Linked DNA regions of Mus musculus: region 1 is linked to region 2. A link is a loop called in an ENCODE intact Hi-C map of the cell type or tissue named here. Cell type or tissue: left cerebral cortex. All regions are shown on one strand. Each heading gives the region's core, and the rest is flanking DNA. Links, peaks and the distances in the headings are about the cores only. Region 1 has its middle 19 kb from the start of Gm41584. Region 2 holds the start of F630040K05Rik (RIKEN cDNA F630040K05 gene).

Region 1 (2,902 bases), core at 226-2,725, 170 kb after region 2:
AATGTGGATGTGCGCAAACAGGGCTGAAGGGGATTGCTGGACAAAAGCAACCTTTTTCTTTGGCTCTCTCCACTCTGAAGCTCTTCAGAGGGAAGGGTCCATTTCCCGAATGCCCCCAAGGCATCCCAATCTAAGGACGGAGAAAGCTGAGTGCCACAGCCTCTTCTTGCCAGCCTTCACCCGCCTCTCTGGGGAAAGGATGTTCAGGACAGGCTGCTGGTATTTTTAGTCAGGCCTCTTGCAGTCCAGTGCTCTGGGGGTAAAAATAGCTGGGGTGGAAGGCACTGCGCTAACTCTGCCGCTCTCTGCCCCCACCTCCACCCTGGACCAGGCGCCTCCCGGTCTTGGAGCCACGGCTTTCCACTGCCTGACCCTGGCTCTACCCCATCTCTGAGGTCTCAGTGGCCAAGAAAGAATGCTCTGGTCTGATATGTCTTGCCTTGGCCAGCCCACGAGAGCCAAGCTCTCCATTTTACAGATAAATATACTGAGACCAGCTAGAAGAAGCCTGCTAGGAAGCAGAGGGCCAAAGAATCCCGTGTCCACTCAACCCCACCCTCTCCAGGCCCGTTTATCCCTGCCTTCTCAGCCGATGCCTCTCACTCATAGCGGGAAGAGTCCCAAGGGATGCCCGCTCTCATAAGCACAGAGGCAGAAGGGGACCAAGGACTGGAAATCGTGCAATGTACACTCAGCTCTTGGTCTGTGGTTTGTTGGCTGTGGGATTGGGACAAGTCACCTTCTGCTCCGAGCTGCAATTTGTCTATAAAACCAAGGAGCTGGCCAAGACCAGCTCTTGTGAGTTTTTGCCTGTTTTTTTTTTCTTCTTCTTCTTTTCTTTTTTTCTTTTTCTCAATACTCTGAACCTCTGATTGTCTTACGTCTATCTCCAGTGCTGGGATTAAAGACTCGTGTTCCCACACCCAGTTTGCTTAGCGCTGAGGATCCAACCCAGGCCTTCTTGCACACTGAATAAGAAAGAGATCTCTCAACTGAGCAGCGAGAGCTCTACCACCCAGCCAGCCCCCGCCCCCACCGTCTTTCTGAATCAATGAACTGGATCCTGGAAGCTTTCCTCATCTTTATCTATTACATCAGCCCTGCCACCTTCCTTGGAACCTGCCAGAGAGACTCTGGGTTCTCAGACTCCATGGGGACACCCATTAGGGATAATCTGTGACTGGTGCTGCCTCTCAGGCAAACTTCCTCCAGTTCCAGGCTCGCTTCTAAGTGTCTCCCATCTGCTGGGGCACCTTCTTAAGGAATGCTTGCTAATTTTAACACTAGCTGAAGCCAGATTTAAGTAAATATGCTAGCAAAAATAAATCCTACAAGTGAGTTGAAGGCAAAATGTACTAGGCTCGAGGCTGCCTGAAGCCTGTCGCTCCCTGCTACTCTGACTGTGTGAAGTTACCCTGCATGGAAGTCCCTGAATGCACCCTCTGGCCAGTAACCTCTTAAAGCCCAGCCTGCTCTACCTCGTGTGTGTGTGTGTGTGTGTGTGTGTGTGTGTGTGTGTGTGTGTACTCACACATGCACATGTGCATGCACATACATGCACGTGAGCGTATGTGCATGTGGAGACCAGAAGTTCATATCAAGTGTCTTCCCCAATCACTCTATACTTTATAGTATTGAGTCAAGGTCTCTCACTGAACTTGGAGTTCTCTGATTAGCTAGACTGGCTGGCTGCAAGCTCCAGGTCTCCTCCTGTCTCTGTTCCCCTCCATGCTGGGATTATAGGAACATACAGCCACACACAGCTTTTTACGTGGGTGCTAAGGCCCTAAACCCAGGCCCACTACCTCTCCTGTGCCTCCAGCCTCACCTCTAAATGCCTCCCTGTGGGGACTAAATTTCAACATGAGTTTGGCGTGGATGCTTAAGCAACAGCAGCCCCCAACTACTTTGGTCACTGCAAATCACCTGCTTGTAACACATGTCAGGCATGGCCTTCCTTGGACCTAAGAGTTCAACCCTTAAACTCAACCAGAATTATCTGAGGGTTATAAGCTCCCAACTCTCAGAGCAAAGGCCTGGGTTGGGAGGCCACAACCCCAGAACCAGTTAAGATGTTCAACCAGTGACTCTCATCTCCCTCGCCTGTCCAGTCTTCTGGAACACAAATATTAAGTGTGTGCATGTATCCATGCATGCAGGCAGACATATGTGTCTGGCATACTTGTATCATGTGGTTTCTCTGGGCACCTCCAGCATGGGTTCCTAGCCCTGATGAGCCTGCAATGTTAAGGGCGTCCCACCCAGCTCTTCCCAATACTACAAACATGCTTCTGCAGATCTCACCTGGTCCCATGTTGAGTCACAGCCTCCGACTCAAGTGTCAGATCTCTGCCCTTAGCTGGCACTTTCTCAAAAGTGCTTGGAAACACACATTATCTCGGCCACGGACAGCTCCTCATTAGTAAAATGGGCAAACGGATCAGCACTAAATAAAGGCAGCATATTTGATAGACAAAACACAGATCCCAGGCAGGGACACTAATCCTGGAAGTCCCCGGGGCCATGGGAATGGTAGGCCCGGATCAAGGACTCAGAGAGCTGTGAGTCAGAGCTAGGCAGGCTCGGGAGCAGCAGAGAGACCATGGAAGGAGAGTGCACTGTGAGATGGTGTTGCTCCCCATGTGATGCTAAGAACTACTCACTCCCCTCGGGGAGGAGGGTGGGTCCAGGGAACTCCCAGGAGAGTGTCTTCTCTTGTTGTTCCCACTTCTGGAAGCCAGAGGCACAGCTGTCCACTTGACCTGGCACAAAGGTGCAGGAGGACTACACTGATCTTTCAGTGGTTAAGGGCACTGTTGCCCTTGCCGAGGACCAGAAGCCAGCTCCCAACACTCACATGGGGGCTGTGACTGTCTGGACCTCCAGCCCCAAGGAAGCTGAT
Region 2 (2,902 bases), core at 221-2,720:
GCTGCCTCCCGGCCCGCCGCAACTTGGCCGATCGCCAGCGGGTCAGCTGCTCCGGACCGCGCGGGAGGCTGTCGGCCAGAGTCCCCGCCACGCTGCCTGCCCGCGTCGCGTTGTGGCCGAGGACACACCCCCTGGGGCCTGGTTAGGGCTCTGTCCTCCGGCGCCCCTTTCCCCGTTATGGGAATGGCTTCTCGCTGCCGAAATAGCGAAGCTAGCCTTTGGGCTGGGAGCGCACTGGCTCCTAACTTGTAGGGCTGTACGTGCGTGACCTTGGGCAGGGTGCAAACAGAGGTGACAGAGAGGAACCAGTTCTCACCCTAGAGTTCCTGCATCTCTCTAGCTCCCTTCTTTGGTTTTCTCCTGGCTTGCTCTCAAAGGTGATTCCCACCAAACCCAGGGCACCTGCTTTGTTGTATACAAAGCTGCCCCCTGTCTGTTCCGGGCCTGGGTTTGCCTTGGGGTTGAAAAGAAAGGCCTTCTAAGTGAGTGCGTGTGCAGGGGAGAGTTATGGTCCCCCAAGACTCACCAGATTGACAGTGTAGAGTCTTCTTTCCCCAAAGCTTCCTCCCCTCCCCCACTGCTTTCAGAGTAGATTAACTAATTACTTCCAATTAAAGCCGGTAGATCTCTGTACCTCCTGGGCTTCAACACTGCCCCTAGGAGTCTCCCTAGGCTGCCTGGGTCTGAAAGGGACCTGGCCACTTAGGGGGATCAGTGAATCAGTTAAGTAATGCAGGGGGCCACAAAGGAAGCCCACTGGGTCATGTGCTTGACGGGGAGGGCTGCAGACAAGCCTGGCCCTCTGGCTGCAGCATGGAAGTGTGGCCCTGCTTCAGGCCCTAATGGGCCCGGGAAGGTCAGGAGCTGCCGTCTTTGGAGGTAAGTCAGCCGGGTGAAGGTCCTGTGCAGATGCCCAGGGCTAGAGAAGCAACCACCAGAGGATAATCCAGAAGCCACCAGTCCTTGGGGACACTCGTAGCCTCCCTCACCCAGGATGTCCCTCCTCTGCCTTCCAAGTGCTCCACCCTTCACTGGTCTCAGCACTAGCCCAGCCCAGTCCATCCCAGGCCCCACCCTGACCCCACGTGTGGGACGTGAGGGGAAGGATACCTGGCATCAGAGGTAGGGCGATGGGTTGTGACCTAAGTCTCACCTCTGGACAAGCTGGCCTGTCTTGGTCAGGCAAGCTCATGCCAAGATGTGACTCAGGGCCAGGGCCTAATTCTATCTTGAGTTCTGCTGTAGCAGGGATCTGGGCTTGGATCTCTGTGTGTATGTTTCTGGCTTGAGGTGCCCTCTCTCTCTCAGCTCTTAGGTTCTAGGGTTCTGGCTATAGCTGCACCTTCTAGCACGTTGCCCTGGTAGGAGGTGGCAGGAAAGGCTTTCTGGCAGGAATAAGAGTTTCAGGGGCAGAGGGCAACTGAGCTATTCAGGGCAGGAAGTGCCACTTCTGGGGTGTTAAAAGTCTGTTTGCCAGCTTGCTTAACCCCTAGGTCCATATAAAGCGGGTCACAACTTCCTCACATCTAGGGTTGCTTCTTTATGTATGCTCAGGTCAGTGACAGGGCAGCTTAACGTTTTTACTTGTTTCTCTGTCCCTTGTCCCCCTTCTCAGACCTTCCCAAAGATCTGTAGGACTCTGTTCTTTCCTGCATTTCTTTCTGGCCAGCAGAGGGCGCTGCCCAAGGACTGAGGCCACCAGGGAGGTGGGTAGAGAATCCTTCCTTGTGTAGGGCTAGTAAGTCCGGTCTCCCTGGCCTGTCCTCCCCACCCCCCCAGCTGCCCCCCAGGAAGTTTGCCTTTCTTTTTGATGATTTAGACTTAACCTGTCAGAGGGTTCGAAGTTAGACAACAGGATGAACCCAGGTGGCTTTGGGCAGGAAAAAGAGCTTGAGGGACAGAGATGCCTCTCCCAACATCTTAAATGGGGAAGGCGCACTGGAGATGGCCGGCTTTCCTTCCCTGACCTTGGAAGAAGGGTTGGGAGGGGCTGCATAGACTAGCTGGTGTCCCACCCTGTGGGAGGGACTGCTGTGGACATCTGGGCTACATCTGGGATCCTGGCAAGACAGCTCATGGGTTATAGGATTCAGCCCCTGGTGGTCTCTCATTAGGCTCCCGGGGAACCCTTTATAAACAGGTACACACCTGCTACAATGACCTGTAGTTGTAACACCACCAAATTCGGGCCGACTCAGTTATCCTGGGCAGCAGCAGGCTCCACTAGATCTTTCTGTCTCTGGTTGGGGCAGGGGTGGGGGTGGGAGCTGATACTGGCCTTATGTCCTGGGGTCCATTCTGCCCTCCAGGTGGGTAGGAGGGAGGATTGAGTGTGGCCTCAGCACCTTTCAGAAACTCTGCCTCATGGTAGGCCGAGTGGGGAAGGGGTTACAGTTGGGTCGATTCACACAAAAGCTCGACAATGTGGTTGGGACAGAAAGCGAGGGAGGGGACAGCAGGGGCTATTCTTTCCTGCGTCTAAGGGTCTGGGGTCTGCGTGGGGAACAACACAGAGGGGGTTAAAATAAAACCAAACAAAAAACCCCCAACCAACCTCTGCATCCGCTCCCTGCCAGGAATCCCGGGAAGGGAGCAGGAGGATGGCCAAAATGGCCTTGCAGAAAGGAGTTGGAGGGGGAGGGGGAGACGGGCCGAGAGCGGAGCCCACCCGGACTGTCCCCCTGGTCGGCCCACTCGGGGGGCCCGGCCCCTCTTCCCAGCCCCTTCCCCGCCGGCGCGGCGCGGCGCGGCCCCTCCCCCAGGCCGAGCGCCGCCTCCCCCTCCCCTCCTCCCCCTCCCATCCCGCGCTGCAGCTGCTGCCGACGGCCCATTCTGCACGTAGCGAATGGAGGAGCAGCACAAGGGAGGCCTCGAGTGCGCGCGCGCGGGAGCCCGGGGCCGC

What was found. Hi-C counts contacts between places; a loop is a spot of excess contacts. Peaks named below come from ENCODE experiments on the same cell type or tissue, not always from the same donor. Only the 100,000 strongest peaks of a DNase experiment are listed, where the experiment ranks them.
Region 1: it touches region 2 in a loop (2.9-fold over the local background); 2 of 42 quality-filtered maps call a loop at or near these places.

What each region holds. Positions count from the first base shown.
Region 1 is chr17:45,903,221-45,906,122 of GRCm38, forward strand. No RefSeq gene overlaps it. Among named protein-coding and RNA genes, the nearest start is that of Gm41584, 19 kb to the left of the region's middle. In left cerebral cortex, for the core only: no CTCF peak of the experiment used is centred there; a DNase peak (open chromatin) is centred at 1,244.
Region 2 is chr17:45,733,968-45,736,869 of GRCm38, forward strand. F630040K05Rik (RIKEN cDNA F630040K05 gene) reads left to right here and starts at 539. Exons shown (of 5, transcript NR_152153.1): 1 at 539-879. It also overlaps a transcript of 1600014C23Rik not described here. In left cerebral cortex, for the core only: a CTCF peak has its summit at 1,668 (motif pointing right); DNase peaks (open chromatin) are centred at 1,679 and 2,523; H3K4me3 peaks cover 983 bases; H3K27ac peaks cover 2,065 bases.